Regions from separate parts of the Mus musculus genome. Here all the other regions are linked to region 4. Evidence: chromatin loops called from intact Hi-C (ENCODE). Cell type or tissue: left cerebral cortex. All regions are shown on one strand. Each heading gives the region's core, and the rest is flanking DNA. Links, peaks and the distances in the headings are about the cores only. Region 1 holds the start of Fam102b (family with sequence similarity 102, member B). Region 2 holds the start of Stxbp3 (syntaxin binding protein 3). Region 3 overlaps Gm36778 (a long non-coding RNA gene). Region 4 holds the start of Prpf38b (PRP38 pre-mRNA processing factor 38 (yeast) domain containing B). Region 5 overlaps Gpsm2 (G-protein signalling modulator 2 (AGS3-like, C. elegans)). Region 6 overlaps Fndc7 (fibronectin type III domain containing 7). Region 7 has its middle 25 kb from the start of Henmt1.

Evidence for each region. Hi-C counts contacts between places; a loop is a spot of excess contacts. Peaks named below come from ENCODE experiments on the same cell type or tissue, not always from the same donor. Only the 100,000 strongest peaks of a DNase experiment are listed, where the experiment ranks them.
Region 1: a loop joins it to region 4, with 3 times the contacts of the local background. A loop is called at or near these places in 7 of 42 quality-filtered maps.
Region 2: it touches region 4 in a loop (5-fold over the local background); 21 of 42 quality-filtered maps call a loop at or near these places.
Region 3: it touches region 4 in a loop (5-fold over the local background); 14 of 42 quality-filtered maps call a loop at or near these places.
Region 5: a loop joins it to region 4, with 2.4 times the contacts of the local background. A loop is called at or near these places in 4 of 42 quality-filtered maps.
Region 6: it touches region 4 in a loop (2.5-fold over the local background); 20 of 42 quality-filtered maps call a loop at or near these places.
Region 7: a loop joins it to region 4, with 2.2 times the contacts of the local background. A loop is called at or near these places in 4 of 42 quality-filtered maps.

Annotation. Positions count from the first base shown.
Region 1 is chr3:109,025,138-109,029,509 of GRCm38, forward strand. It overlaps Fam102b (family with sequence similarity 102, member B), which reads right to left and starts at 2,470. Exons shown (of 11, transcript NM_001163567.1): 1 at 2,048-2,470. The coding sequence starts at 2,184. In left cerebral cortex, for the core only: CTCF peaks have their summits at 608 (motif pointing right), 1,450 and 2,554; DNase peaks (open chromatin) are centred at 612, 1,522, 2,036 and 2,596; H3K4me3 peaks cover 2,359 bases; H3K27ac peaks cover 918 bases.
Region 2 is chr3:108,839,163-108,843,461 of GRCm38, forward strand. Stxbp3 (syntaxin binding protein 3) reads right to left here and starts at 1,340. Exons shown (of 19, transcript NM_011504.1): 1 at 1,258-1,340. The coding sequence starts at 1,306. In left cerebral cortex, for the core only: a CTCF peak has its summit at 1,536 (motif pointing left); DNase peaks (open chromatin) are centred at 864, 1,075 and 1,472; H3K4me3 peaks cover 1,331 bases; H3K27ac peaks cover 820 bases.
Region 3 is chr3:109,060,919-109,065,290 of GRCm38, forward strand. Gm36778 (a long non-coding RNA gene) reads left to right here. Exons shown (of 4, transcript XR_375965.2): 3 at 3,120-3,269; 4 at 3,967-4,372. Among named protein-coding and RNA genes, the nearest start is that of Gm36778, 7.4 kb to the left of the region's middle. In left cerebral cortex, for the core only: a CTCF peak has its summit at 2,295 (motif pointing left); a DNase peak (open chromatin) is centred at 2,283.
Region 4 is chr3:108,908,452-108,912,823 of GRCm38, forward strand. Prpf38b (PRP38 pre-mRNA processing factor 38 (yeast) domain containing B) reads right to left here and starts at 3,278. Exons shown (of 6, transcript NM_025845.3): 1 at 2,713-3,278. The coding sequence starts at 2,991. In left cerebral cortex, for the core only: a CTCF peak has its summit at 2,748; DNase peaks (open chromatin) are centred at 1,996, 2,758 and 3,338; H3K4me3 peaks cover 3,259 bases; H3K27ac peaks cover 2,066 bases.
Region 5 is chr3:108,698,665-108,703,036 of GRCm38, forward strand. It overlaps Gpsm2 (G-protein signalling modulator 2 (AGS3-like, C. elegans)), which reads right to left. Exons shown (of 15, transcript NM_029522.2): 3 at 4,201-4,372; 4 at 3,735-3,870; 5 at 3,081-3,223; 6 at 2,223-2,346; 7 at 2,000-2,115; 8 at 254-409. Among named protein-coding and RNA genes, the nearest start is that of Gpsm2, 21 kb to the right of the region's middle. In left cerebral cortex, for the core only: a CTCF peak has its summit at 2,740 (motif pointing right); a DNase peak (open chromatin) is centred at 2,714.
Region 6 is chr3:108,856,516-108,860,887 of GRCm38, forward strand. It overlaps Fndc7 (fibronectin type III domain containing 7), which reads right to left. Exons shown (of 13, transcript NM_177091.5): 11 at 2,363-2,392. Among named protein-coding and RNA genes, the nearest start is that of Stxbp3, 18 kb to the left of the region's middle. In left cerebral cortex, for the core only: CTCF peaks have their summits at 522 (motif pointing right) and 1,926; DNase peaks (open chromatin) are centred at 481, 1,850 and 2,076.
Region 7 is chr3:108,962,915-108,967,286 of GRCm38, forward strand. It overlaps a transcript of Henmt1 not described here. Among named protein-coding and RNA genes, the nearest start is that of Henmt1, 25 kb to the left of the region's middle. In left cerebral cortex, for the core only: a CTCF peak has its summit at 1,645; DNase peaks (open chromatin) are centred at 560 and 1,613.

The DNA.
Region 1 (4,372 bases), core at 226-4,225, 120 kb after region 4:
CCTTAAATCACTGGCTGAGTTTTCCAAATTTTAGCTGTGAATGCCTAAGTAAACCCACGCAGGGTCATCACGGTGGGACTGAGGTTTGCTAAGCCCTGGTTAGGGCACTATTAACCTCAATTCTCTTCATAAATCCAGATTTTAGTTGGAGGAAAGGTTTGTTTAACACAAGCAACCTGACTTTTATTTTTTCCTGTGTGGAGAAATCAATTATAGCCCTCATACCTTAACTTATTAGGCAGCTGCCGACTCAGAAACTCCTCAACAGCACACACCTTTTTTCTCTGTCTGACATCACGCTGTCTGAAGTTAGACTTGGGCCAGAAACTTGGCATCACGCGATCAGACAGGAGGGGGTCTTGGGAAGGTATGCTTCCTAAGACTCAATTCACTTACTAGCATAGTAAAACTCTCCACCTCATAGCCCTACCTAGAGTAATCAATATGTTTAAACGGCCCAGTGGACATGTGTACTGGGAGTGAGGTGTGTGTGGGGGGGAAATGGTCAGACTTGTGACTGACTGACTTGTGAGGCAAATCAACACTCCATGCAGAAAAGGAGGTAGAAAAGAAAGAAGGTAGGTAGGCCCATGTTCTGACCACCAGGTGGCACCATTGAGGCAGAGGCTTACGTCTATCTGTTCCAACTTGGGGGAGGGGGAAAAGAACCCTCCAGGAAAACTTTGTCTAGGCCTCAGAGTAAGGCTGTCACTTGACCCCCGCATGGTGTTCAGGATTTCCATTGCAAGAGCTAGGAAGTTTTACACACATACACACGCGCGCGCGCGCGCGCGCGCGCGCGTGTGTGTGTGTGTATGTATGTATGCATGTAGTTTTTTCCTCTCCACAGTTCATTGTTCTCTGACAGCAGTGTTAAAATGGTTGTATAATCAATTAGCTGAATGTCTACAGGTTTGTCATCACAGTTAAATATTGAAAATTATCCTCAGTGGATTTTTAAAAATAAATTTGAGGATCAATAGTGCCGCGTACATCTGTTCATTTAGGCAATTTGGCGTTTCCTGGCTTCCACGGGATTCATTATTGCCAGAGAGGGCAGTTTTCTGGCTTCCGTCCCACAACCCATTGACATTTTTTCCTTTACATTATTAATGGAACAGCAGATAAAAAGAATATTTTTTAGGGTAAAAATGAAGTTTACGTAGACAAAACATATATTGACGACTAGCCCCTTCTCCTTGACTTTAAGAACTTAAAAGTTCATTCCAAAACTTCTTTCATGTATCTTGTTTTTCTGTAGAGAAAAATATCTAAGAGCAAATCTATCAATGTGTAACCTGCCCTTAAATTACTCAAGGAATCCTGCCATACATGGCTGCGTTCTGTCACCTGCTGTCAGATTCTTTCCCAGTGTCTAGGTGCTCATTTTAAAAGGACATGGAGGATAAGGTCTGGGCTCTCTTGATTCTAAGTCTTTCACTGAGACCCACTAGTGGCCACTTGAAGATGGGTAATTGAGAATATAAGCACATTAACTGGAGACATAGCTCTAAGGCAAGCCAAAGACTACATAGTCTCGTCTGCCAGGAACGCTTGACTCAAGACAAGCCCGACCAGGCGTATCCCAAGCTCTATCGTGGCCACCCTAAGTCCCAGTAAAGTCTCAGTAATTACGTCAACCACAGGCGGTTCCGAGTGGGAGCTCTTGGACTGTAACAGTTTGGGTCATTTTCGCTTCTCTAAGGTTTACGGTCTACTTTGGATTTTGCAAATATGGGAAATGTCTTTGGACAAACCAGAAGCATCCTTTCTGTGTCTCCACCGTTCCTGAAGAACTGGGGGGAAAGCAGACTCAGGGGCCACCTGAAGATAGGCGCGCGGGACAACCAGCCCAGCCCACTGCGAAGCACTTGGTGCCGTTTGTTCGATGCTCTGGCTGATTTCAGACTCGTCTCTGGAGGACGATGAGCTCACCGAGCTGGCAGCTCGACAGAGCAAAGGGGCCAAGCATAGAAAGGGATGCTGGCCGTGCAAGAAGCCCCTGCCTGCGGGCAGCCGCGGGAGAGCAGCTCCCGAGGCTCCTTACCTGGAGGACTCGGCGGTGAAGCTGCCGCCGTCCAGCAGCCGCATCTTGCAGAAGAGGACCCCGTTGACGAAGGGCACCGAGGAGAGCTCCTCGAGCTCGAAGTCCACCTTAAACTTAAACTTCTTCTTCTTCATCATCGTGAGGGCCAGGCGCCGGCGAGCGGGCTGCGCGGACGGGCGCCGCCGCCTCAGCTCGGCCGAGCCTCGGATCCGCCCAGCCCCATGGCCCGGGCCGCGAGCGGCGCGTGGGGGCGCAGCCGGGGGGCGCCGCGAGTCGGCGGGAGCCGGGGCCGCCTGTCGCGGCAGCCCGGGCCTGAGAGCACCGGCGGCTGCAGCGCGGACCCCGGCCGCCCGCGAGGAGCGGTCGCCTTGCAGCTCGCCCGGGGAGTGGGCGCCCTTTCCGTACCGCCGCCGCCGCCCGTCTGATCGCGAGCAGAGAGAGAGGCGCCGCTAGGAGAACGGTCGCTGCCGCCTCCCTGCCCGGGGCGCCCCCAGCGGCCGCAGCCGGAAGCGCACCCAGCGCGGAAGCGGGCGGTCCGCGGAGGGCGGAGGAGCTCCGGGCGGGCGCGCGCCCCGCCGGGGAAGCTGGGCAAGCTAACACGCGACAGCAGCGAGCTCGGCACGCCTCCCCGGGGTTAAAAAAAGACAAACCCAGCCGAAAAAGCTTCCTTGTGCAGCTTCCTCTGCGCCTTTCCTTTCTGGGTTTGCACCGCCCCCCTTTCTTCCCCTCCCCCTCCAGTGATTTCACGGCCTCTGGGTTTGAAGATAAATAGAGACAAATAGAATCCCAAACCTAAAAATCTTCTGTAGGGTCTCTAAACCCCACTAGCTCTTAAACATTAGATGAAAGTCAGCTAGGAGAAAGGAAAAGATTAAAATTTGCTGTGGCCACACCAAGTGCCCAAGCAAGGGGCTGTGCCTTGTGTTTCCCGTCATTGATGGCTTGTTTATTTAATTTCTGTCACCCAGGAAAGAAAAAGGACCAGAGGAGTTAAAATACTTTCCCCTTTAAAATCTGTACATACTGTGAACACATGAAGTCAGATTCTAAAGGCATACTTAAAAAATTCTTTTTAGATGAATATCAATTGTCCCCCCCCCCCCCACACAGTATCTACTGTTAAAACGTATGTTATCAATTTAATTGCGTACTGTTTTTGAGGGGTGGTGGTGTTTTTAGGTACTGTTGTTTGGTTTGGTTTGTAGTCAAGGTCTCTAGCTCAGGCTGGCTTCAAACTCCCCATGTAATCAAGGATGATGTTGAACTTGTGATCCCCATGTCAGGGTGATAGGGATGTGCCGCCATGTCATGTTTATGCAGTTCTAGGAATCGAACCCAGGACTTTCATGCATGCTAGCAAGCTACCTCACAACTGAGCTACATCCCCAGCCTGGCATCTGGCCTTTTTAATTTTTGAAAAGGTGTAGTTCAAAAGAATCCTCTTTGTAGATCATTCCTTTACGTTTTTTAAAAATTCAATTGATGTGTCTGGGTCTCTTGCCTGTGTTACAGGCCTGTGAACTACATGTGTGTCTGGTAATTGCAAAGACCATAAAGTGTGTCTGATACTCTTAAACGGGACAGTCGTGAGCTGCCCTGTGGATTTGAGAAGTGAACCAAGTCCCTTTGGAGCTGCTGGGCCATCTCTCCAGCCCATTTATTTATTTATTCATATAAAATATTTTAATTGCCTAAACCACCAGTTACTGGCTAGATAGATTCCATGACCAAAACCCAAAACCTGCTTGTAATAATTTTAAAGTCCTGGCCTGGCCAAGATGGATCAGTGTTAAAGGAACTTGCAGGACATGAGTTTCATCCCTGGAATTCACATGGCAGAAAGAAGCAACTAGCTAATCCCGCAGATTGGCCTCTGACCTCCATCCATAGGTTCACTGTAAGGCATGCACACCTACAAATACACTTGCATTATATAAATAAATAAATAAATAAATGTATTTTTTTAGACCTTTTAAAGACAAAACTGGACTGCAGAGAAATGTCGGTGGGTAAAGAGCCTCAGTGCAAGCCGGACCTCAGGAGCGTCCACAGTGTGACTTCAATCCTGAGAAGCCATGGAAAAGTGGAAAGAGAACCAGCTTCACAAAGTTGTCCTCTGAGGCCCGAACACCACCATGGCATGCATGCTTTCACACACACACACACACCCACACACACACACACACACACACACACACACACATACACACACCTCTCACACCCCGCACAAGAATAACACTACATAACAATTTAAAAAAGGCAAAACCTAAGACAGAAAAAAGTCCTAAATTTAAACGAAGTACAACTTGGAATAAGAAGTGATGA
Region 2 (4,299 bases), core at 1-4,000, 70 kb before region 4:
TTCTCATAAGCCCTGATATAAGGTGCCATTATAACTCAGAAGTAATTTCTTCAGCACAATTTGTCACCCACTTTCGTATGAGAGTCAATATAGACAATCTGCCTAAGTCAGTGCTTTCCTTACATCACGTGGGTCCCTGGGGATGCAATTCGTGTCCTTGGGCTTGACAGCAAGCACCTTTACCCACTCAGCCACCTTGCAGGCCCCCAGAAAGGATAAATTTGAAAATAATAAATATGAAAGGATAATTTTGTATTTCACAAAGTCTACTTATCTATTTAGTACCTTCTATATGGTAAACACCATGCCTGTACTGTTTTGGATTTTAATTTTATACAAGGAATTCTTGAAGGCAGAATTCTGTTGGCTAATTCCTATTCTGTTCCTTGTTCCCCAAGTCGGAGTAAGAAACACTAATAAGACGTTATTCCTTTTCTACTACTAGACTATAATTACTTAGAACCCAGAGATGCCAAACAAGGAAGGTCCTTCCGGTTTGCTGCTTTCATTGCTCTTCTAACCTGGCAGACCTAGGTTTGGTGTCATTTTAATAAAAGTCATTAAAGTTGGTCGAACCAACAAGAAGACCAATTGTAACACAAGGAGCAGACTATGCAGGGACCGGATACTAGATAAAACTTTAACAGTCCGCTGTTGCTTTCTCAAGAACTCTTTTTTTTTTTTTTTAAAGCAAGTCATATTCTCTTGGAACAGTGGCAGAAGGCGCTCTTGAAAAGCTACGCCTGCACTTTTTAAAGGACAAGACACTGAAAAGGATGGTAGTAAAAACCCTCGGTGCTAACATGAATATGGGACACCAAGCGGCTTCTGAAAACACGGGGACGAGGGCGGGACAGAGTAGTAACACAGAGCTCAGACTGTGTCGGATGGAGAGACGTCCGTGCCTGGTGTGGCGAGGGGGGTGCAATGGGAAGAGCTGTCCCGGGACAGCACAGGGACTTGGGAGGGAAAGTCGGCCCGAGTCAGGTCGCCCAAGGGTGGGGCTTTGCGGAAGAACCTCACCGGGGTGAGAGTTGGCCAAAGCCGCGGAGAAGGCCGCGTCTGGCCACCCCGCCCATCCCTGGTGCTGGCACGAAACCCGACTCTGGGCAAGCCGGAAGGAGTCAAGCCAGGGACTTGGTCCCAAAGCAACAAGTGCCCATGCAGCTCCCAGAGAGGCTGCAGAGCTGCAGCGGGAAAGAAGACCCCCGTACAGCCGACCCTTCCCGGCCTCATCCCTGACCCCTCCGCACTCACTCCGCCACACGACGCTCTTCAGTCCCCGCTCCGATACCGGCGGCGCCATCTTCCCCCAGCCGTGGAGCTACAGCCACCGCCTCCCACTCGCAACCTACTTTGGCCCTGAAAGCTGCGCTCGGGGGCGGGCCCTTCCCCTCGCGGTGGGGAGGCTCCGCCCCCTCCGCGGGCCGCGCCCTCAGGTGACGTCACGCGCATCAACTAGGGCGTGTCCCGCCTGTGCCTGGACTGCGGCTGCGTAGTGTGGTCAGACTTCTGTGCACTGTCTGGCGCCCCCTAGCGGAAGCCTACTATAACCCATATCTCAGTGTCCAATTTGGCATCAGAAAGCAAATATGTGAACTAACACAATTTATACAATTATGAATTTATACATACCGGGTCTTTTTTATTTTACATTTATCTGTGTGTATGTATGCATGTGTGCATACCAAGGCTCGCAGGTGAAGGTCAGAAGACCTCATCTTCCACAGTGTGGGTCTTGGGATGGAACCTAAGTTGTCAAGACACATCCTGCCATCCCCAATACGGAGACTTTATGCTTTACAAAATAATGTTTCATTCAGCAAAGCAATTCAAACTATACTGTTCAGAAGCCTGTTCAACCGCCATATGGGAAGTCTATCCCTCTCAACTTCATTTTAATAATTTTTGAAGATCATTGATTATTTAAGCTGTAAGGTAACCACCAGTGTTCCCAGAACTGTGATAGAGTTTCAGAAAAGTCTAAGAAATGAGAGACCCTCTTATTCCTATGAAGAATTTTACATTTTAAGTTATAGAGCACGATTCCTAGAATTGTTAATTCCACAAGGCAGGAGTAAGACCACTACCATAATTTTAGAGCTAAAATTGAAGCAAGCTTTATTATATCCAGGAGCACCAGAGACCTGGCCAATTAGGGGTTAGAGAGAGAAGTGCTGAGAGTCCCTTTTAAGGAGCAAAATAACAAGTAGTTGCAAAACAGTGTTACAGAAGCAAGACAACAGGGCAGTTGGGAAGTATAGGAAAATTTCAAAAGGACAAAAACCAAGTACTTAGTGATAAGGGAGGGTCAAAGTGTTCTCAAAAACAAGTCATGGTCACAGGGTGGTGCAGGGCAGGTTCCAAGAAACAGAAACTTAAAAACAGAAACTCAACTCTTACAATAAACGAAACTTTGTGTTTAACAATACAACAAAATGTCTCCTACCTTAAAAATGGAGTCAGGCAGGTTTCTCATTCTCCCCTTGACCTTTGTGTCCTTCTCAAATCCTTGATAGGGGACTGTCTTTAATAATGTTGTCAAGTGGCAATGATTCTAGCCTTGTTTGGTGGATGCAGGGCCCAATTATGGTAGCCAGTAGAAACATTAGCAGGCCAAAGAAGGGGAGAGCCATCTTAGCCATGTTGTCGGTCAACATTTGTTTGAAAGATTTTGTTTATTTATTTCTCCATCAATACTTGTCAATAGTATGAGAAGAATCAGAGATACTAAAACAGCACATTTCGGTAAATTGCTGACAACCAAGATTACATTTAAGTAACAGGTAAGAGGGATCTTTTCTGACACAGAGTTTCCTTGTTGACTATCTATCTGGTGGTAGATGGAGCCAGAGGTTATACCCCAAACTATTAGTTACACACAGGGTTCCTTTGGGTATGCTAAGTTCAATCGAGGTGATTGATGAGTCTTCCTTTCTGCTTCTTATTTTAGCACACCTGTGATTTCCACTATTAGACCCCTTTAGAGAATATTTGATTATGCTAAAGTCTGTATTATTACTTTGGGATTGGTCAGTTAGAATAGGTCATCTCTAGAATCCTCCATCCATGGTGGATAAAAGCAATCGTTTTCATAACAAGACAGTATCAGGGTGTTCCCTATAATAGGATTGCCTTTATTTCCCCCTTCAAGATGCGTTTAGATTCTGTTTGCAAAGCTTGAAAATAAGACGGCAAAACCGTTAGCCATAGGACAATCATGGTATAGATTCCAACAGCAAGATCACAACATTTAAAGTTATGTTAGATGGTCAAACCTTAGAAAGTTTGATTTCTTTTTAAAGATTTACTTATTTCATTTATATGAGTACTCTATAGCTGTCTTCAGACACACTAGAAGAGGACATCAAATCCCATTACAGATGGTTGTGAGCCACCATGTGGTTGCTGGGAATTGAACTCAGGACCTTTGGAAGAGCAGTCAGTGCTCTTAACCACTGAACCATCTCTCCAGTCCAAATGTTTGATTTTTTTTTTTGTTTTGTTTTTCGAGACAGGGTTTCTCTGTATAGCCCTGGCTGTCCTGGAACTCACTTTGTAGACCAGGCTGACCTCGAACTCAGAAATCCGCCTGCCTCTGCCTCCCGAGTGCTGGGATTAAAGGCGTGCGCCACCACGCTCGGCGTTTGATTTTTTTAATAGTCCCTTTTCAGTCACATTTTACCTCTAGGGGTCTGTCCTCCTCCACAGGTCCCTCAGGTGCCTTCTTGAGGTGTGAGGGACGAATCAGAGAGGAACCCAGCAATAGGCGCCTGGAGAATTACAAGGTAAGGGCCTTTCCATCTATGTTCAAGTTGTCGATTTTGAAATAGTGGACCAATATAGCATCTCTGGGCTGGAATGGGTTGTCAGGTGTGTGGTACCCACCAGGTTGAACAGCCTGAACCTGAAGGAAAATCTTATTTAAGATTAGCTGCAATCCTTTTGAGGACTCAGAGATTGAAGAGGGACAATTTGATAACAGAGGCATGTACCCAAGGGATCACAAGAGGTAGTTGTCCATAGACTAAATTATATGGGATGAACGTTTCTTGGTATAGGATACATCAGACTCTGAGATAGGAATATGACAAAGTCAACTCAGTTACCACCAATCTTGAATGTATATTTAGTTAAAATTTTCTTTAAAGTTCTATTCACCATCTCTACCTTTCCTGATCTCCAAAGATGATACATACAGTGAAGTTTCTAATTAATGTTATGATTCTTACAGAGCAATTAAGTAAATAGCTTGGCTGTGAAGGCTGGCCATTGTCAGACCCCAGAAATATAGGGAGG
Region 3 (4,372 bases), core at 95-4,094, 150 kb after region 4:
GCTCCTGTCTGCAAGCACAGCAGAGTATCACTAATAGTGTCAGGGGTTGGTTGGCTCTCTCCCATGGGTTGGATCTCAAGTCGGGCCAGTCATTGGTTGGACATTCCCTAAATCTCTGCTCCATCTTTATCCCTGGGTATCTTGTAGGCAGGGCAGATTTTGGGTTGAAGGTTTTGTGGGTGGTTTGATGGCCCCCTCCCTCCACTGGAAGTTTTGCTTGGCTTTAGGAGGTGACCACTTCAGGCTCCATATCTCTTGCTGCTAGGAGTCTTACTTAGGGCCACCAGTTGGGGTTATTCTCAACTCAGTGTGCGTTATAAATTGTAACTATTGGTCTATTTATTCATAGCTTATAAAACAGAGTAAAACACACAATCACTGGAAGACTTCTTGAGGCACTCCCTGCCAGCCTTTTAATAAGGTGAAGGTGAATTTTTATGGAACTCTGCATATTGTAAGGATTTTGTTGTATCTTCCTTTCTAGCTGAATCATCATTGATCCTCCAGAGCTAATAAAAAGTACACACTAATTGTAGACAATGAATAGCATTCATTTTATATTGTATACAGTTATATATTAGTTATTTTATAAGATACTTGAAAACCTCTGCAGAACAGGCAATAAATAATATAAACATAAGAATTTAAAATAAAATTGAGTCTGATTGAGTGTGGTGGCAAATGGCTTTTATTCCATCACTTGGGGCAGACACAGGAAGAACTCTATGAATTTAGGGCCAGCCTGGTCTAAACAGTGAGTTTCACATTAGCTAGAGCTGCACAGTGAAGACCTTGTCTCAATAAATAAATAAGTAAATAAAAATTAAAAATCCATTTATTTGAGTATATGTTGCATCTATTCTGAAAATAAAACACTCGGCTGTCCACACTACTTCCATCGAGGCCAGCATTAGTTTTCTCTTTCATTATTTCTTCAGAGGGATAAAAAGAGTCTTACTTCTTGTGCTGGACTAAATAATGAGTTTCCTCAATATTCATGTCTACCTGAAACCCTAGGATTTAATCTTATCTGAAAATAGGGCTTCGAAGGAGTAATTAGGATGAGGTGGCAGTGTATTTGTATGAGCGCTAAATCCAGCGATGAAAGTATTCAGAGGTCTTCAGAGGAGAGCGACACACAGGGCACCGGAGGCAAAGCTCAGAGTAAGGCAGCTATAACCCAAGGGCAGCCAGAATTTACCTCAACTGTGGGAAACCAGAAAGTCTGGGGTGACATTCTCCCTCAGAGATTCTGATTGCCTTGATTTTTTTTTCAATGACATTTAAAAAAATTCTCTTTATATCCCAATCACAGCTCCGCCCCAAGTCCCACCCTTACAAGTCCCTCTCCCCCACACCCCCACTGCTTAGATTTTGATCTTCTGGCCTCCCGAACTCAGAGTACATTTCTGTTGTCTTAAATCACCTGTTTCTGGTAATTTACTGTAGCAGCCTGAGAAAACTGCCTTAGCTCAAACTTAAACAACCCCCCACCCCCAAACCAAACCAAAAAACCCCAAAAACCCAAACCCAAACCAAAAAACCAAACAATAACAAAAAAACAAAACAAAACAAAAAACCCCAACTCTTTCTCTGAATATCCATAAACTCAGGGTCAACTGGGTACACCACAAATGACCGCAGTAGACACACTTCCCAAGTGACGGTGAACGAGAGCGGGGCTTGCACAACAAGTTTAAACGACAGAAGGAAAGCTTCTTTTTTCTCCCTCAGTACAATCGGTTAACACACAGCACTTTGCTACAGATGAAACCTTAAGACCATGTGGGTATTCTCTGTATGAAAGACAGCCAAAGGAACCTATACAAGTAAGGCTTATCACTTTCCACGTTGTGGAGATCCACTGCTCACAGAGAAAAAACCTGGGGATTTTAGTCTTTCAGCCACTGTAGTTGGCTTGATGTTCCTAACTCTGGCTTTAACTTGATCATTAACTTGGAAAGATGGCAGTAAAACGAATAAACTATCACATTTGTGAGAAAACTGATCAATGCATTTTCTTGGTTGGATCAATTTTCATGATATTACAACATAGAGAGAAAATATTAAAAAATTAATAAAACAATAATAAAAATTACTTTAAAATTTACGTTGGCAAATCGTGGGTGCATCTTAATCAGAACAGCTTTACATACTTTCTATAGTTATAGCTAAGCTATGCCATTGATTCTGAGGGGAAAGTCATTGAATGAATTATAGTTATAGAAAAACGTCTGTGGTGGCCCACAGAGGAATCCTTAAGTTGTCGTTCTGTTGCTTTGGTGCCCTCTGGTGTCCAAGATACAAAATTACACCTAGTCTACTCGGCCCTAAATTGTTTCCACAGTGCAATAAAATTAAAAAACAAGATTGTTCATTTGCTAAATCTATAGAATCTGTTCACAAACAAAATAAATAATACTTCAACGAAGCATACACAAAATAGCATCTCTGTTGTCTCCATAATGTTAGGGGCCCTTGTTTATTCTTCTTATACCTATCAACAGCATTCTGCTTATATAGTGCTTTTTTTTAAAAGCCAGATTAATTAAATTCTGAGGCAATTTCTCAACTTATTGTTCTCATTTTCCATCAAAAGCTGTTTATGCATTCATAAAAGTCAATGAAACATATTTATGACATACTAATTCCATTAAAAACACTATAGTTATTTGAGCAATTTCACATTTGTAATTAACAGTCACATTGACTGTAATCTAACTTTTGTGCTTTTCTGTCATTCTGGAGGGGTGTGTATTAATAATGGAGATTTTTCTTGGTTATATTTGGGTTCATCCATGGGAGACAGAAAATACCAGGGGTTTAAAGTCTGAGCCTATCTGTCACACGGCCATTTGTTCAGGTCTAGGGCTGAAGTGACCCTTCCGTTGTCACCATGGTCCTGTGTCCTCCTGATGTACTGTCCCTTTTGTTTCTATTTGTCCATATTATTTTAATACTTCTCCACTTTTAAGTACTGGTTTTAATTTTGTGATTGTAACACAGAAGATCCATCTTTTATATTTTAAAAAAAAGCATCATCAGGATCATAAAGCTATGATAGTTACACTCTACACACTCCCAAGGTGCTTTAAAATGATTATGTTTTGAGTCTGTAGGCGAATGACGACGACAATCCAAATACATCACCTGTACAGGCTGGACTACATACTGGTCACGTGGCTGATCGGACAAACAACTGATGTACGGTTCCATCACGTGATCCAAGTAGAACAAGTAGGCGCAGAACCTCCATGGAGTAGACTAGGGTGAGTGCATCTCACAGCAACGTGGAGCCGGCACTCGCATTTCTGACAGAAGCTCCTGGTATAGTGGTCCATGACCTCTATATACTGATGGGCACATGCTCAAATCTGAGCTACTTAGTGTTCTGAAAACCGATGACCTATCAGTCCACTACCACAAATTAGTGCTCCCAGTGGCTGGAATTTTACCTGGTTTCTTTTGTACCATAGCCTTCTCACTCTGCATAATAACTGCCTCTGGATTCTTCTGTCTTCAAACTTCTGGTCCTTGATTTCCATCCTTCTGATGTTCTTTTCTGTACTTTATTCTTCTCTGAAAGAATAGAAGCCACTGGAATCATTTCTATCTTCTACCATATTCACAAGCTCTTACTGGGCCTTGCACCTGCTCTTTGGTTATACTGGAAGAGTGTCTATAGACAATGACAATGAATTCTCAATAAATATGGAGAACCAAGGGTATGGTTTTGTCAAATGGGTAAAGAAATGGGAGCAGGGTCATGGAGTGAAGGGGTGGGTGAGGCACTGATTAAGATGAGGAAGGGCAATACTGTGTGGAAGGGAGGGAGGAGGGATAAACAACACTAGGGAGGTTTGAACATAATGTAGGGCAACATATTTATGCTTATCCCAAAACTGTATACGTTTAAATGTATGTGTAGCTCATCTGCTGTAAAGCTGTGTCTTCCATGTGTAACAGGGAAGCTGTGCCCACAAACTCTCAACAACACCGCAGTTTAACTGAGACTTGAGCGATGGCATGGTCAGCTGACATGCAACGATGGCTGATGGAGATCGCACAAGACTCAACTCCTAGAGGAAGATCTGGAGGCAATTAATGACTGCCGACAGGAAAGAACCAGCCTTCCCCAAGGATGCGCCCCCGATTGGTTATCCAATACTAAGTGCTTAGCTCTAAAAATTGTGTCCATATAAGCAGCACTAAATGGACTCATCTGGTGGTGTTTATACATAACTCATTCTATATGCGTAATAATAATAATAATGAAAGAAAGAGAGGGAATTGATCTGGAAAGAAGTCAAGGGGATTAGGAGGAAATGTGAACATTGTGTACGTATATGAAATCTAAGTCAGATGTTAGGAT
Region 4 (4,372 bases), core at 294-4,293:
ACAGTGAGCACAGTTCCTAAGAGCAACTCCTCCCAAGTGCCGAGCCACTGTGCGGGAGCCTTCCACCATCATCCTGGACTCACACACTAAGTACAGCATCACTGGGAAAGCTGCTCAGACTCCACACCAACAAAGTTAGAGGAGTCAACAAAACCCTGGCATGCTTTCAAAGCAGACAGGTCACTTTTACAGTAAAGTTAAATACATATTACAAAAAATATGAAGTTTATTTCTAGGGCTCTGGAGGGGCAAGAAGGGCTTGTTTAAAGCCTGGGGTAGTGGGTGTGAAAAGGGGGTCTTACTCTGTAGCCCTGGCCAGCCTGGATCTCATTTAGATCAGGCTGGCTTGGACTATAAATCAAACCCACTTTGGGACTTTTTAATTTCTCATTTTGATCAATTAATTCCTAGTTAAATATTTTAAAGATTAAAATGATAAAGCTACAAAGATCATTCTTAAACTTAATTTTTAGCCAAACTGCAAACCCAGAGTATAAACTGTTAAAAGGTTAAGTGTGAAGTCATTAATATTTACCAAATTGAATAACAGTATCATTTTTATTAAAGGGAACACCCTATGAAAACAGCTTTTACCCCCAAATAGCAAAAAGCTTGATACTAGAGATAAGTGAAAAATATTAGACCTGTTTTTGTTTCTTAAATAAACCCTGCTCTTTATTTCTGCCCACACACGGCAATACTTTATACTTTTTTTTTTTAGTGGCTTTAGACAAGCAAAACAACCAACCAACCAACCATTTCAATTGAAAACAATACTGTTTTGCTCACCTTATGGAGTTTTTTCCTGTTCCCAACAAACAGACTAAGTCACATCCCACCCAGCCCCCAGTGCTGGATGGAGACTGAACCTAGGGTCTCATCTACGTTGGATACGTGCTGAACCGACTTGCCACTGAACCACAACCGGCTTCTATTCCTTAAAGGGTACCCAAAAGAGGGCATACCATGTTAAACTGGAAGCCTATACATTTCAAAGACTATTTGATCCAAAGAAACTTCCTAGCAAGTTTTCAGTCACATTTCACTTTTAATTACATGTATGTGTGGGTCTGTGGAGCCCCGAGGGTCTGGTGGTTTTTAGCTGCCTGATGTGGATGGTGGAACCTGAACTTAGGTTCTCCGCAAAGGCAAAAAATGCTTAGTCCATGGGGCATCTCCCACCCCCCCATTTTAGTTTTAAAAATGAATTTAAACATACTTTCTAATATAATAAGTTTTTCAGAATACATTTGAAATTAAGTTGAAATATTAGTCTCTATTTTAAAACAACCTGTCACAAAGGTACAGGGACCCAAATTTTCAAAGTTAACTGCATCCACAATCATCACTCACCATGCTGCATCCACACTGAAAAGGCCTTACCTTTTAAAAGCTAGTTTAAAAAAACTACTTCATAGTATTAGTTACACCTACTTAATAGCTTTTGTAAAAGAACACCAAGAGTACGTGTATATTTTATATATACAAAGTTAAAAGGTTTGTCTATAAAAAGCAATTAGTACCTCAAAAATCTCTCATTAACCTGAACAAGTGGCTGGGAGAAAAGTAGGTAAAATATACAGAATCTCTTTTCGTTAACATCTCCACGTGTATGTCAAGACAAGAAAAATTGGATGTGTTTTACTTTACATGCTCTAGCGAAAATGCTTGAAGACATGAAGACTATTAATACTCATTAAAATATAAATTAACCTCGGAGGCCTGGAAGGTTATTTTTTAAACTACCTAATTTGTAGGGAAGTGGAGACTCTAGTTAGTGAGACCAAAATCAATGGCCCAACACCAAACCGGTAAAAATAAACCTAATTAGCCATTCATTTAACCAGGGAAATGCATTTATTGGCGATTGAGCATGATTAATAGTGCATACCTCTACCTGCGACCCTGGGCTGCTCCGAGCCTCGCTGCAAGACTGAGTCAATCCTGCTAACGAAACAAGAACTGAGACAAGAGTGCAGTGAGGAGGCGCCAGGTGAGCTCCCCAGCACAGCCAAGCCAGCACCGACCCTGCCGCAGAAAGAAGCCCAGGGCCCAGAGCATTCTAATTATGCCCAACGCACAGGTGGCTGACACCTTCGACTCCTGACTTCCTGCTGGGAAAAATTTCCAGGCCTTCTGTACACCTCTTTTGCCCTGGCACTCCACGCCACCCTCAACCCTCCCGGCCCACCCGACACACTCACTGGCCAATTTCTGTCGGGATTGGAGAGCTTAACGAAGAGCACGAGGCCGACATTGAAGTAATTACTTCAGTAATTCCGCTGGCCCGGGGGGCAGCGGCAGAAGCACCGAGTTAGTGCTTAGTCGACACAGGTAAAAAGGAGTCATTTTTTTAAAAAATGGTGAACTTGGACAGGCTTCTGGTATTACTTTTCTCCTCTCCCCTAGAGTTCTTGCCCAACAGCTCCCTAGGGATAGGCAGGAGGTTGGGGTAGGTTAAAGATCGATTGTGGCGGGCTCGCCCGGCTATTAAAACAAAACAAAAAAAACAAAACCTGAAAAGGAAAAAAAGAGGGCGGCCCTAGCCCGACCCGTCCCAAACCAGCCCCAAGCTTCACTTCTCCCTCCGCCAACTTTCCCCCTCCCCCAAATCCGCGGGTCTCAGGAGGGAGGGAAAGGGGGTGCATCCACGGTATCCGACACCCCGCTCTGGCGAACTTACCCCCGACACGCGGCCTAGAGGATGCGTACCTTAAAGTAGATCTCGTCCACCACCTCGTGGTAGGTCTTGAGCTCGTAGAGCTGCACTTTGAAGTAAGGCGACGACAGGATGTTGGTGAGGATCATGGGGTTGAGGTTCATGGTCTTCTCGTTGCCCCACAGCGGCAGCACATTGCCCTGCTTGCCCGACACCGCCGGCTTGGTGGCGCCGCCGCCGCCGCCACATTGCTGCTGCTGCTGGGTCACGGCCGCGGCCGCCTGGTGCTGCGGTTGCGAGTTGCCGGTCAGCGCGGGGCTGTTGTTGGCCATGGTGCCGCGGCAGGAAGGAAGGAGGGCGGGCGGGAGGAGGGAGGCCAAGCTCGATCGCGCTCTTCGGGACAACGGTCCCGGACCTACTCCATGGAAGGCCGTCGGGGCAAGGAGCCCGCCGCGTTGTGCCCCAGCCGAGCGGGAAACTGCAACTGGGACGCCGACACACGGGAGCCCGGGCCCGAGACGGACGCCAAAAACGAGGCGGGGAGAACTCCGGACGCAAAGCAGAACGGGCAGCAGAGGAGCTCGATCTCTTCCGCCAACTGCCCCTGGGAACAAGATGGCGGGGCCAGCGGAAGTGACGCCATACGCCCGGGCGTTCGAGCTAAGGCCGTGGCCAATCAGAGCCGCCCGTGTGTGCAGGCTATTCCTCTTCCTGGTTGCGCGAGGTCGTTGCGTGTTGGCTCGGCTCCGGTGGTCTGTGTGCCGGGCTGGTGGCTTCCTCCTGGGACTTTGGCCCAGGGGGAAGGGGGTCTGGACACAGTTGCTATGTTTTAGAGTTTGCATCCGTTGCTTGATTTTTCTCGAGGCAGGAAGAGGGTCTCGTGACACTTGTGTTCTGGACGGATGCGTGACTGCTCCTGCGGAGCGGTCGAAGTCTCATGAGTTAATTTTGTTAGATTCTCCAGAAAGGACTAGAGTCAGGGAATTGACTCCGATAGAGTCCTTGAGGCTTTCGCAGAGGTAATAGTGTCCTACCGGAAGTCGTAGACGGCCCCAAATTTTTTTTCTCCTAAGATTAGGATAATATTTTAACTGGGTTGTGAGCTTTAAAGAAAGTACTCTCAACTGGGTGTGGTGGCGCCCGCTTTATTTCCAGTGCTGGGGAGGAAGGGGCAGACGGGTCTGTGATTCTGAAGCCAAGTTCCATAGACATCCAATCTCAAAATAACAAAAAACATAAAATCTGCTACCCTACGTGGAGTGCTTCCATTGACTCACCTTTTTTTTTTTTTTTTTTTTTTTTTTAATTTTCAATTAGGGTCTCACACTATAGCTGAGGCTAGCATGTAGCTCAGGCTGGCCTCAAACACAAGACAATCTTTACGCCACAGCCTTCGAGATACTGGGATTTTGGGTCCTGAGCTACCACATGTAGTGAGATGCTAGTTCTATGGTACCGCTGCACTGGGCTAGGCCTTAGAAAAGGGAGTGAGGAATGGAGATGGAGAAAAGGTGGGAAAGTAATCAGGGTATCTGTTCTCAAAGGTACTAATAATTTAAGATTAATAGTGTTTGAGAGTTAAGAGGCTGCTGGAGCCTTTGACCATCATCTACTATTTACCATCTAATAAGCCTGATTTGAGCAAAGAATGGCTTAAGCATAGAAAGCAAAATCAGGCTTAGAGATGGAAAATAGCACAGTTGGCAAGAAGCT
Region 5 (4,372 bases), core at 294-4,293, 210 kb before region 4:
AGCTCACTACTGTCTACAACTCCTGTTCCAGTGGATCCAACACCCTCAGGCAAACATACATGCAGTCAAATCACCAATGTACATAAAATGAAAATAATTAAAAAAAAAAAAAAGAGTAACATGCAGTGGAGTCTCATCAAACAGGACACTCCTTAGGAGGGTGACAGACAGAAAGAGCCAGGGGGAAGCCAGAGTGCTTATCAGTGAGTGCATCTGCGTTTACCAGAACTTAGGAGCAGAGTGCCGAACTCACCGATCCTTGAGCTCTTGGGCGATTGCTAAGTGCTTTAGGTGGTAATCGATGGCCTTCTCGTAGTCCTGAAGCAAAGTGTATGTATTCCCAAGACTGTAGCAAGACTGAGCTTCCACGGCTCTGTCTTTAAGCTGCCGAGCCAGCAGCAGTGTCTTCCTGAAACCAATTCACATAACGCTCATTTTAAATTCTGGTCCTAAGAATCATATTAACATTTTCTACCTCTGTTGCTTTTTGCTGCCTTTTATATAAGTCTGTATTAAGGTCCAATATATTTTCTATTACTTTAGAGAAAGTGAAAAGATGTTTTAAAGTAAAACAACAACAACAACACAGGGAGCGGCTACCAGATATCCTGCATATCAGATATTTACTTTATGATTCATAACTAGCAAAACTAGTTAGTTATAAAGTAGCAACAAAATCATTTTCTGGTTGGGGGTCACCACAACGTGAGGAACTGTATTAAAGGATCGCAGCACTGGGAAGGCAGAGAATCACTCAGCTAATCAATAATCAACCAACAAATATTAACCATGGGCAGATATTTAAAGACAGACGGCATCCTTTAATGTTTTAGATGGTCTAAAACAACTTTAGCCTTTTCTTTTCTCTTTATGTGAGACAGGTCTCACTGTGTACCTCAAACTGGTCTGAAAGTCACTTTGTAGATGAGGCTGGCATCAAGTTCAGAGTGATGCACCTGCCCATACTGCTTAAGGGTGTGTGCCAGATTTTTCTTTTTTAAATAACAAAAAAAGAGAGAAAGTTTACTAAAGATAGGCACTTCTAGAAATGGGACTAGATTACTGGTCTGGGAAAGGCATACACCAAAAAGCTAGGACTGTTTTTGTTGTTGTTGTGTGAATTCTGTCACCTGGGAATCTCTAAAGCTTCAACACAAATCACCCCCTGTGCTTTAGGTTCAGTCTGGATGAGTGTTCAAACCCCACTAAGCAGAGAAAACCCTGAATAGTCCAGAAGGCACAGGGCAACAATTGGAAGCAGGTTAAACCTGGCTATCCTGCTGCTGGTCCAGAGGGACCCTGACACAGAAGCCTGGCTGGCAATGAACAGCGCCCCTTCTCTTTGGTGACAGTCAATGCAGGCAGAAGGGTAAACGCTGGCTAAGAGTCTGGGGGAGTAGGGAAAAACTCGGTGATCATCAGTGGACACTAAGACCTATGCTTTCTGAAAACTTTTATCTTCAGACAAGTTGGCCACAACTCATAACCGAGTGAGATAAAGCATACACACCATACATGCTACAACGGGCTTATAAAAGACTTGAGAAGTTCACAACTTTAAACAAAAAGTTTTAAAGACAAAAATAAACATAACAGAAGTCACACAGCTGCCACTAAGTATCAGGTGAAAGCCTACATGTGATGGTGTGTGTCTGCAATGACAACACTAAGGAGATAGAGACAGGATTGCCAATTCAAGGCCGCCAGGTGAGACTCTCAGAAAACAATAAAACGGGGGCACAGTGTTTCTTGAGCACTGTGTGTACCAGGTAAGTACTTAGCACAAGTTGCTGAGTTCTTAACACATCCTCCTACCCAGTTCTCACAACAACCCCAGATCCAGGACCTGATGCCTGCCACAGGTGAGACAGGTGTGAAGGTCTTGGCCCTGATGCTGACACACATCATCAAAACCAGGTTTCGGCTCCAAAGCCAATGTGATTTTATGGGATGCATAGTTATTCATTTGACATTCATCCACAAAAAATATCTGACTAACTTGTAGTATTCGGAAGCAGTTTCGAATTCACCCAGGAATATGTATGCATTTCCTAGGTTGCTGTACGCTCTTCTCTCAGCCGCCTTATCTCCGAACTCCTTTGCAATTAGGAGACGCTGAAAGAGAAAACTTTTATCAGAGATACACAAAACTTAAGACCATCCCGGTCATGGCCCTCACCCCTAATAGAGGAGATGACCAGACTCCCAGGCCTTCTGATTACCTGCTCGTGAGCTATAACTGCATCCCTGAAGTTGCCGAGGAGGTAGTGTGTGTTGCCAAGGTTCCCAAAGGCTCGCCCCTGTGCTGCTCGGTCACCTAGAGCAGTTACTAAGGACAGGTTTTCCCTTAGTGATGACAAAAGGTGGTGAAAATGTAAGTTTAGGAAAAGTTCTTAGCTCATTTACAGGTAGTTTGTTCTTCTCATAGCGGTGGATGTAAGGCCAGGGCCTATGTGTGCTAGGCAAGACTAGCCACAGAGCTATAACTCCAGCCCTAGGGTTAACTTTACTCATCAGAAAGAAGCAAGCTTATATATAATGTGCAGGGGCTTAAAGGTACATTCTGAGGCAGGGCAGTTGTGAAATGGTTGGATTCTTAATTCGTTAAAACATTTACTGTAGATCTTTACTGAGAGTCATCAAGAGATGACCTTGAAGCCTTATAGCTAAGCAAGTCTATGAAGCTCTTCTGGTCAAACACTAAATTTACCCCAAATAAATTTAAGCACTGATATTTCTTGCTTTTACCACTAAGGGGCACTAGTCTGCAGTTTCAGTGAAACTGTAGATTTCTGGCACTAATAACATTTAAACAACTATTTCTAGTCTTCATATTAGCCTTTTATTGATTGATTGATTGATTGCAGTATTTGGTTTTGGTTTTGTTTGAGATAGGGGTCACAATGTTGTCCTGGAATTCAAAATGTAGACCAGGCCACTTTCAAACAGGGAGGAAAGGCATGTGCTACCCCAGTCAATTAATTATCTCACAATTTTTACATCTTTCAGAAACTTGGAAATCTCCTGAGTAAACACATACCCCATAGGCGCCTGGGCCCACAGGACCACACTGTACTCACTCATAGAGATCCACAGCTGCCTGTAGGGCATTTCTCACGTCTTCTGGAAACTCTCCTGTATCCTGCGGACCCGGGCAACCAAAGCTTTTCCCTTTGGCGTGATAGACATTTCCAAGATTGTAGAGCGCTCTTGCTTCTCCCACCTAGATGGAGACGGCAACAAAGCTTACATTCTGAAGTCAGAGGCCATGGGGTTCTCACTGCTTCTGCCACGTACTGACTTAATGTGCTATCACCACGTGTGTGTGCACGATGTGTGTGGGTAGTGCGTGTGCCGCAGCACACGTGGAACTCAGAGTGCGCCCCTTCCAGCCTTCTGCAGGTTCCGGGAATGAAGCAAGGTCACCAGGCTTGCACGGCAAGTGTCCTTACCCAGTGAGCCATCTTACCGGCCCCATGTGTACAACATTCCCAGTACTATTATCAAGAAAAGGACGGGTCCCTAGTGCCCATCCACAGAAAGTCAAACACGTGATTTCACTCACAAAGAAGGTTCTTTTGCTATTTGCTTCTCCTATTTTAAAAATACTTTTGTTTTCTCTTTGACTTTTGTCTATGAACACACCTTCCTTTGTAGGCAAACCATGGAAGTAGTGCTAGAACACAAAACTACTTCAGCGAAGTCACCGTCACTTGGCCCGCCATCTTTATTACCTTGTCATTAAGCTCTCTGGAGATATCCAGGTGTCGCTGGCAACACACTATCGCTTCATCAAAATTCCCAAGCACCTTTAAGGTGTTTCCGAGATTGCCGCTGGCTTTAGCTTCCCCAAGTTGGTCTCCAATAGTCCTGGAAAATACATTTGAAAGACAAATGATGTTAAAACTATTTTTAAAACATAAGAGACAAAGACGTAAAAGACCAGTTTTCCTAGGGGACAAGCGACCCAAGATAAAATGAATTCATCTTGGAACCTATTTTAAATACAAATTGAAACAGCCTTCCCTAGTTAATTTTCATGCATTTAATTAAACTCTAGGGTTGCTCCATTACTAGTTTGCCTAAAAGTTAGTTTTCAAAAGCAATATCATAAATTAAAACACTTCAGATATACTGTTGGTGAATAGAAGGTTTTGTTTTAAGAGTGAATTTAGACAGAATATAAAAGGCTGAAATTACCGTGCAAGAGTTAAGTCATGGTGGTGGTATTCTAACGCTTTGGCGTAGTCATGCAAGTAGAAGTAAGCATTGCCCAGTTGGCTGTAAATAGCACTGAGTGTTTTGAGGTCTTCAGTTCCAACTTGAACTGCGGCTTCAAAAAATGACACGCCAGCGCGGCAGTCCCCTGATT
Region 6 (4,372 bases), core at 136-4,135, 52 kb before region 4:
AGCTGTTTTTTTATAGCACTTCACAGCAAGCAAAGAGGAGCGTGAGCTACCAAACTGTTCAAAGCGACCAGAAGTTTCTGACAAACCAGCGTGACTAAACCCCTGCTTCACGAAGTGAATCCTCTAAATATCCCTGGGCTCACAGTACTGATTGGATGAGGGATATTTCTTTTACCCTCAGGCCAACTTGCTGTGCCCTCCACTCCCCCCCCCAAAAAAAAAAACCTCCACTATTTCATTCATTCAGACATTTGCACAAGGTGAACATGAACCTTCAACTGCTAAAGATGTCGTGGGGAAGAAAGTCTCCAAAGCTCCACAGGATGAGCAGGTGACACTGAAGCTGGCTGGGTACCAAAGGAGAAGGATACCACACAGGGCACACAGACCCCACACCTGTCACTTTCTCCTCTAGCCAGGCATCAGGTTTCCAGCAACAAAAGCTCTCTCCCAAGTTAGAGCCCGGATCCTCTAACCTAAGGCTGCTTGTTAAAACAGAGTTGCTGGCCAGGTGGTGGCGCACCTGGCAGGGGACAGAGGCTTTATGTGCTAATGAGGTGAGAGGTCTGAATAGGCTTTGAATAGCACAACCTTAGAGACAATCAACCCCTCCCCAGCCCCATTTTACGGGCACTGTAGTGTAACAACCTTTAATCCCAGCTCTTTAATCCAGGAGGTGGAGGTAGACAGATCTCTGTGAGTTTGAGGCCAGCCTGAACTACAGAGCTAGTTGCTAGTTCCTGGACAGCCAAGGCTACACAAAGGAACCCCGTCTTGAAAAACAAAACAAAACACCCAAGCCAAACCCACAGAGTTGCCAGGCTCCAGAATCTCTCAGTTACTAGGTCTTTGGCCAAACCCTAGAGGCGACATTTCTAAAAGGTTACCAGATAATGTGAGTATTGTTGGGTCCATACTTAAAAACTAATGTGTTCAAGTATTATGAGGGCTAAGGTTAAAGTGTTAATATCTAGAACATATTAGGGAGTTATGAGATGAAATTGACCCTGAATTCTCACTGTGTCCAATTAATTACATTTCATTTAATGTCATTATGTTTTATGAAGTGACTATTACTTCAGTTTTCAAATGAGGAAAACTAGGCTTAGGAATTTGAATAGTTCAACTACTGGCAAATAAGAGCAGCAGGATTTAAATCCAATATTGTCTCTTAGAAGGTCATTTCAGACAAGATCAGCAAGTTCACGGTGGTATGGTAGCACATGTCTTTAATCTCAGCACTCAGGAAAGAGGGTCAGGCAGATCTCTGTGAGTTTGAGGCTAGCCTGGTCTACAGAATGAGTACCAGGACAGCCAGGGCTACACATAGTCTCAAAAAAAAAAAAAAAAAAAAAAAAAAAAAAAAAAGTCAATTCAGGCAGGCAGGCATTGTGCTGTAAAACCTTTAATTTCAGCACTTGGGGGTAGGGGTGGGGCAGAGGCAGACAGAGCTCTGTGAATTCCAGGCCAACCTGGTCTACAAAGTGAGTTCCAGGCTAGACAGGGGTACATAGTGAGACCCTGACCTGGAAAAAAAAAGTCAACTCATGGGGTTGGTAAGATTTATGATAGACCAAGAATCAAGGAAGACTTAAGCAAACAGAATCCCCAGGGCTCCTTTTAGTAGGTCAAGAGGGGTCCTTGCCAGCCAGAATCCTGATCTGACTAGTCCAGTATTCACAGAAGAAAATGATGAAATCTAGAAATCCTTCCTAGACACAATGATTTCCACGGTAGTGCCGAGGCCCTCAAATGGCTTACTCAGAGAGGGGGAGGGGCTGCTTCTGTCTAAGGCTGTGCTATTCAAAGCATGTTCAGACCTCACCTCATTAGTGTGGAAAGCCTCTGCCCCTGCCAAGTCCAAATGTGCCTGGTGGGGCTCTGCACCAGCTGGGGGAGAAGCCCTGCTTACCGCAGCAATTCTCAGCCTTCACTTCACTTTAAAACCACCAGAGGAGCTTTTAAAAGTCCTGCTGCCCAGCCTTCGACTTAGAACAATTATGCCAGATCTTCAGGGGCCAGAGCCCTAGCATCAGTAAAATTGAAAGTCTCCAAGGAATGTTAGCATGCAGCAAGGCTGGAACCATTGCCAAAGTAAGTATGCGCGGAGCAGGAATAACCAGCTGCCCTCCAAAAAATTTGCATTTTTCTCTGGGACTCTGGAAGACTAAAAAGATTTCAACATCTAAAGGAATTCATCTTGGTTTGCGCAATGTGAAGGGAGGCAGGGCACTCTTACATCAAAGGAGCATGTGGCATTCTTAGGAATTAGCATTAACTTTGATCATAATTTCATTAAGTAACTGGGAAACACAGGCACACAAATTCTCTTCTATTTCTCTGCTTGGGAAAAATGACTTACCCATTCCAAGAGTACTGCCAGAACAGGTAACTGTAAAAAATAAAATAAAATAAAATTAAATTAAATTAAAACATAGGCATTAAGAATACACTCATTGACATATTTATTTATTTATTTGTGTATTTATGGTGTGTGTGAGTTATAATTGTTAATGTTGGTGCACATGCACAAGTGTGTTAAGTGGAAACCTGAGGATGTCAGGTGTCTTTCTTTGATTGTTCTCCACCTGCAGCTTTTGAGGTAGTGTCTTTCTTCCTGAACCTAAAGTCCATAGATTTGACTAGGTTGGTGGGGTGGTTTGAATAGGCATGGCCCCCACAGACTCATGTGTTTGAATGCTTGGCCCTTAGGAAGGGGCACTATTAGAGGCCTTGTTAGACTAGGTGTGGCCTTGTTGGAGGAAGTGTGTCACTGTGGGGGCAGGGTTTGAGATCACCTATGCTCAAGCTATGCTCAGTGTAGAAGACACAGTCTCCTGCTGCCTTTGGATCATGATGTAGAATTTTTGGCTCCTCCAGCACCATGGCTGCCTGCACGTTGCCATGCTTCCTGCTGTGATGATGATGGGCTGAACCTCTGAAACTGTAAGCCAGCCCCAATTAGATGTTGTCCTTTATAAGAGTTGCCTTGGTCATGGTGTCTCTTCACAGTAATAAAACCCTAGCTAAGACAGTTGAGTTAGCTAATAAGCTCTGCCTAACACCTCCCCTGCAACAACAAGCGCTGAGGCTACCAGTGTGTGCTGCCCTGACTTTTCAACTGTGTCCTGGGGATTCAAGCTCATGTCTTTAACATTGTGTGGCACATACTTTACCTACTGAGCCATCTTTCCAACCCTATTGATATATTTCAGATGGAAAATATATACAAATTGAAAAAGAATAAACGTGCTGGGCACAGAAGTGCACACTTGTAATCTGAGCTACTTAGGCAGCTGAGGCCAGGAAGGGCAATTTAGCAAATCACTGTTTCAAAAGAAAGTTTTAAGAGAAGGTTTGGGGCAGGCCTGGGGGTTGTCAGCTCAGCCGAATGGTGCTTGCCAAGCATGTACTCTGAATCTCATCTCCAGAAGTGCTAAGGATAAAAAAATGGAAAGTAGACTGAAGATAAAGAAGAAAAACTCCTCTAAGAGAAGGCAACGTTGAGGTAGGCAAGCATAGTGAATGGTTTGGCAACTTGGGACTCCCGAGTTTGGGCTGCTCTCTCTTCTAATGATGCACTTTACAGCCTAGCTCCTTTGCCTGCACAGGATATGCACACACACACACTCTCTCCCAAAAATGCACAGAGCAACCTCAGACCTATATTTGCATCCAGCTCTGTACACACCCCTCTCTGAACAATGGCATAGGTTTCTTCTTGTCCTAACAACAACCACACTTGGACAGTTTCTATGAAAAAAAAAAAATCCAGATGTAATGGGGTGGGAAGAATGAAAAGGTTGATCTGGCTTGAACCATTTTCGAGTGCACAAGCAGTAAGGCAAACTATGTCCTCCAAGTGTACTTTTGGGGAGACCCTCCCACCCCACCCCCAGTGACCATTTTGTGTTGGGTCCATATACAATTTAGTGACTCGAAGAAAATTATTGTAGATAAAGATTATGGAGCTGTTGGGCCTCAGTTTCCTCATTTATAAATCAGAGACAGTTCATGTCTGCTGAGTCTACATCTTAGGGTTATTTTGAGACTCAGGCAGATATAACTGTGAAGACACTTGTTAAGTTGTGAAATATCCAGTGAGCAAAACATGTTATTGAGTGGCAAGCTCATCTTCTGAAGAATTCATCCCAAGAATCTATTCCTGTCTCTTCTCACAAGGCTGGCCAGATTCCTTTGTGGGGAAAAATAACCCCCCCAAAACAAACAAACAAAACACAAAAAACCAAAACCAAAACAAAAAACAAAAAGAAACAAAGCAGGACATCTAAGGACAGCGGGACCACCTTCCCTAGGAGGAGCTGGCCATGCTCCATCACCCAGAGCCATCTTGAACCATCCTGTCACCTCC
Region 7 (4,372 bases), core at 84-4,083, 54 kb after region 4:
CAGACACAAGCATGCACACACATACACACACACACACACACACACACACACACACACGCACACACACACGCACACACACTCCCCCCTGCAGAATAGAGAGTGCCCACGCAGAACGGAACGGTGTCTGCTTCAACCCTTGCCCCCTGCTCAACCCATCGCCTGTGAGCCCTTGGCTTTCTCTTACACCACCGCACAGCTCATTTGAGCCTTGCCCCAGGATGTTGAGTGACAGATCTCTTCTTTCTTATTCCACCTTAGTGTGGGAATTTTCAGGGAGCTTCCTGGAAAGTCAGACATGGGAGATGCAGTCTTCGAGGTCCTAAGGTCTCATGCTACCTTCGTACTTGAAACTTTACAAGCCTTGGAACGAGGGGGCTTTCCTAGCTTCTTTATTGTCTGGAGATACGTAAGACTATCTCTGTGCTGGGATCCAGTCCAGGACCCTGCAGATGTTAAGCAGGGGCTTTGCTGAGCTCAATCCTAGCCTTGAGTGTTCTGTGTATTTTTAATCCTCTCCTCTTTTCCTGCTGGGGAGCTCCTCCTAGGAATACACTGTCCCTGATATCTTAAGTAAAGTATATTCACTGCTGCCATCTCTTCTGGCCTACACACTGGTTCGTGCCAGGAAGGTTGTGAATGGAGAGGAAGTATATTTTCTTTCAAGCTTAAATTCTGGTTGAATTTCAAGTGTTGGAGACCTTTTTTTTTTTTTTTTTTTTTCTCAGACTCTCTTCATAGATGAATATGGCCTTGAACTTCTTGCTTCTGCCTCCCAAGTGCTGGGATTACAGGCCTGTGTTAGCATATCCCATTTTCTGCAATGCTGGGAACTGACCCCAGGGCTTCATACATGTGGGCAGGCACTTTACCAACTGAACTACATTCCTAGGCCTCCGATGTTTGAGATCTTAATGAGGAAGGTGGTTGTTATTTTTAAGCCTCCCTGAAAACATAAAGCAGCAACTGAACCCCAAAGGCCCTTCCTTCCTTATTCCCAGCATGCCCAAGGCCTGAGTTTGATCGACTAGTAGCATAAAAGAAAAGATTCAGCTAGATATGGTGGCACACACCTGCAGTTTCAACACTCAGAGGCAGAGACAAATTTGAGGTCAACCAGCTCTACACAGTGTGCTTCAGGACAGCCGGGGCTACATAATGAAACCCTGTCTCAAACAAGCAAGGAAACAAAGGAACAAAGACTGTTAAATTATTTTTCTTATGATCTTACAATTTAAGTTTTGAAATAAAAAGTACAGTTCAGAATGATATAATCTAGAGTAAAGCTAGTCATACCTTAATTCTTTTTATCCGTAATACCCACCACCTCATAGCCTCTGGGTGGTGGTGGTGGTGGTGCGGGCACTCCTGGCTTCTCCCTTTCATCGTTTCTGGAACAGCAGCTCTGCCCATTTTGTACATAGTCCAGTTAACTGTTTTATATCAATCTCCAACAAATGGCATAAGGGCACGGGTTTTTCACACTTGTTATCCTTGTTCTTTTACCAATACATGTTTTAAATATTTACTTTTAAAGTCATATGGACATTTGTGTGTGTCTGTGTCTGTGGAGGTCACAAGGGGACAGTGATCCTTTGGGGCTGGAGTTCCAGGCTGTTGTGAGCCACCCAGTGTTGGAGCTGGGAACTGAATGTCAGTCCCTTACAAGAGCAGCAGGCGCTCCTAACTGCGGAACCTTTTCTCTGGCTCCTACTGTATCTTTTTCATGCAGCGTTGTCATTGGCAGTTTATAAATGCAACTGGATGTGCTTCCTTCTGTATCAGCAACATGTTCTTTTGCAAAACATTAGTAGTTGTGTATAGGAATTCATGCTGGAAATTCCCAACTGTTCTTTTGATTTTGTGCGTATGGCTGTTTGCCTGTCTGTGAACCAAGCGTATGTGGTACCCTCAGAGGCCAGAAGAGGGCGTAGGATTCTCTGGACCTGAAGTTACAGACAGTTGTGAGCTGCCACATGGGTGCTAGGAATTGGATGTGGATCCTCTGGAAGAACAGCCAGTGATCCCCTGTTTATTATTAAGAATGTAAAGAAATGCCCCTCAACAGCTTATCCTTTTTATACATCCCTGCAGAAGACTTAGCAAACATGCCTTGCTCACAGTTCACTTAAGTGTAGACTGCAGGCTGGCAAGGACTAATGACTAATGTGGGACAGGTTATTCACCCCACCCCCAACCCCCTGGTATTTCACTTGAATGGACAACACAGTATCGTTTTTTATTATTTACTTATTTAATTTGTATGTGTATAGGTGTTTTGCTGTGTTGCTGGTGTGGGCGGGGCAGAAGAGGGCATGGAATCCCGTGGAACTGAGTTGCAGACAGCTGTGAACCACCGTGTGGGTGATAGGAATTGAACCCCGATCCTCTGGGAGAGCAGTTGGCACTCTTAACTACTGAGCCATCTCTCCAGGCCCCTGGGCCACATGTTAATATGAGTTAAACTGCTCTGTGTGTCAATGAATAATGTGGTTTCATAGGAGGCAGAATTTTACTGTAACACTTAACCTTAGTAAATTTTCATGCTGCTCAGCAGGGCCCCCATTCCCAGACAGCATGTGAAATGTGTTACCAGCCACAACCTCCAACTCCTACTTCTGGTCCGGATGGCTCTAAAACTTGCTTTCTGCTATTATGACAAATTACCTGAGGATCCTAAAAGGACACAAGTCTTGTTTTGGCTTACTGTCTTGGAAATTCCTGTCCGAGATACTGTCACTGTTGTTTTAGACTTGTGGCAAGGCAGTGCACATTGGTCAGACCTCACGGTACAACAAGACCACTCCCTTTGTAGCCAGGGAGCAGAGGAAGAGACCATGGTCTCGATTCTGCAGAAGCACTCTCCACACCCTTCCCCCACAGTGTCCTAAGATCTTCCATGATTTTTCTTCTACCTCTTAAAGGTTCTGTGCCCTCCCAGAAGTGCCTCCCTAGAGCTCTCCGGGAGACATGATGATAGCAAGAACTTTTAAAGATTTCTGTTACTTCACAGAAGCTTGTCTTCCCAGCATTCCTTGAGTGTAAATTATTTCCATATCATCTGCACGTTGAGACCTGGCCCCTTTAGTCTCTCCATGAGACGCCACAGCCCGCTACCCCCTTTCCTCACAGGAGCATACATCCTTTCTCAGGCCTTCTTGTTCCTCCGCACCCTCCCCATCTGTCTGTTCTGATGTCCAGTCTTCCCCTCTACAGCATCCCCAGCAGCACCTCAGCTCCCATGCAGTGTCTTCAGCCCTCACTTCTGTGAGCAGTGGCCCAGGAACAATTCCAATAAAAGTAGTTTTCCACCACTGGATTGGGTTGCAGTGACAACTCTCACCACATCTGGCTCTGTGGTTTGTGTTCAGCACTTTCAGGAAGTCATGGGCTGATGGCCACTAGCAGTGGCATCAGGATCTTCCAAAGACACTAAGAACAATGTGTTTCCCATTGTACAGGATGCTACACAAACACAGTTTATCAATGCATACGTATATATGATGCGTATCTTTGTGAATAGGGAAAATAACACTTGGCCACAATGTGGAGACATGATAAACAAGCCGGTGGGAGTTGATAGAAACCTGTGCTGTAAATAATACTAATTTTGAAGTCCTACATGCTGGTTATATCCTCTACCACATGCAAAAATTAACACTTCATGTATCTGCTGGGTTTTTAATGTTCCTGCTTTTGTGGGATAGTCACCAGAGAAGCTGCTCAGACATGAGTTTAAACCTATAGAAAGTCTGTATTAGCCTGGTGATGACCACATTTGGGTGTTCAGGATCCCAGTGTAGCACCAAGCCTTCCTCAGGGTGGACTTTTAAGCACAAAACCCGTAGTCTGGGTTGACAAACTTCAGTTAACAAGAACAGTTAGCCAGAAGCAGAACTACAGAAGTCAAAGAGCAAGGTTGGTCTATTTAGAGATTTCCCAGAACTATGGCCTTGGTTGGATTAGGTCTTTGTTTCCTCTTGGCAGGTGGTGCTGAGTTTTACAGCCTCAACAGCACTTCCATCATGGAGTCAGTTATGCTAAGAAGGTCAGGGGCTTTTACATCTGTCAAATTGAATACACATTTTTGCCTGAATCCCTTTTGCCTTCAACACTGGAATTACCATTTTTCTACCCTTTTCTCTCTGCGGGCTGTGGTTCAAGCTAACATTAGTCAGATGAAGTTAAATCAGTTCCTGCACTCCTAGAAACACCGCAGCCTGCATCTACACCTTAACCATGACCGATGGGATCCTGGGTATTTGCTGAATGACTCTTGTGTTTTCACTGTAGTGTCTAGGTCTCATGCTTCCTGGGTCTCCTCATGGACCTGTACTTCCAGGACCTTTCATTAATCCCACACCAGAGGAAACAT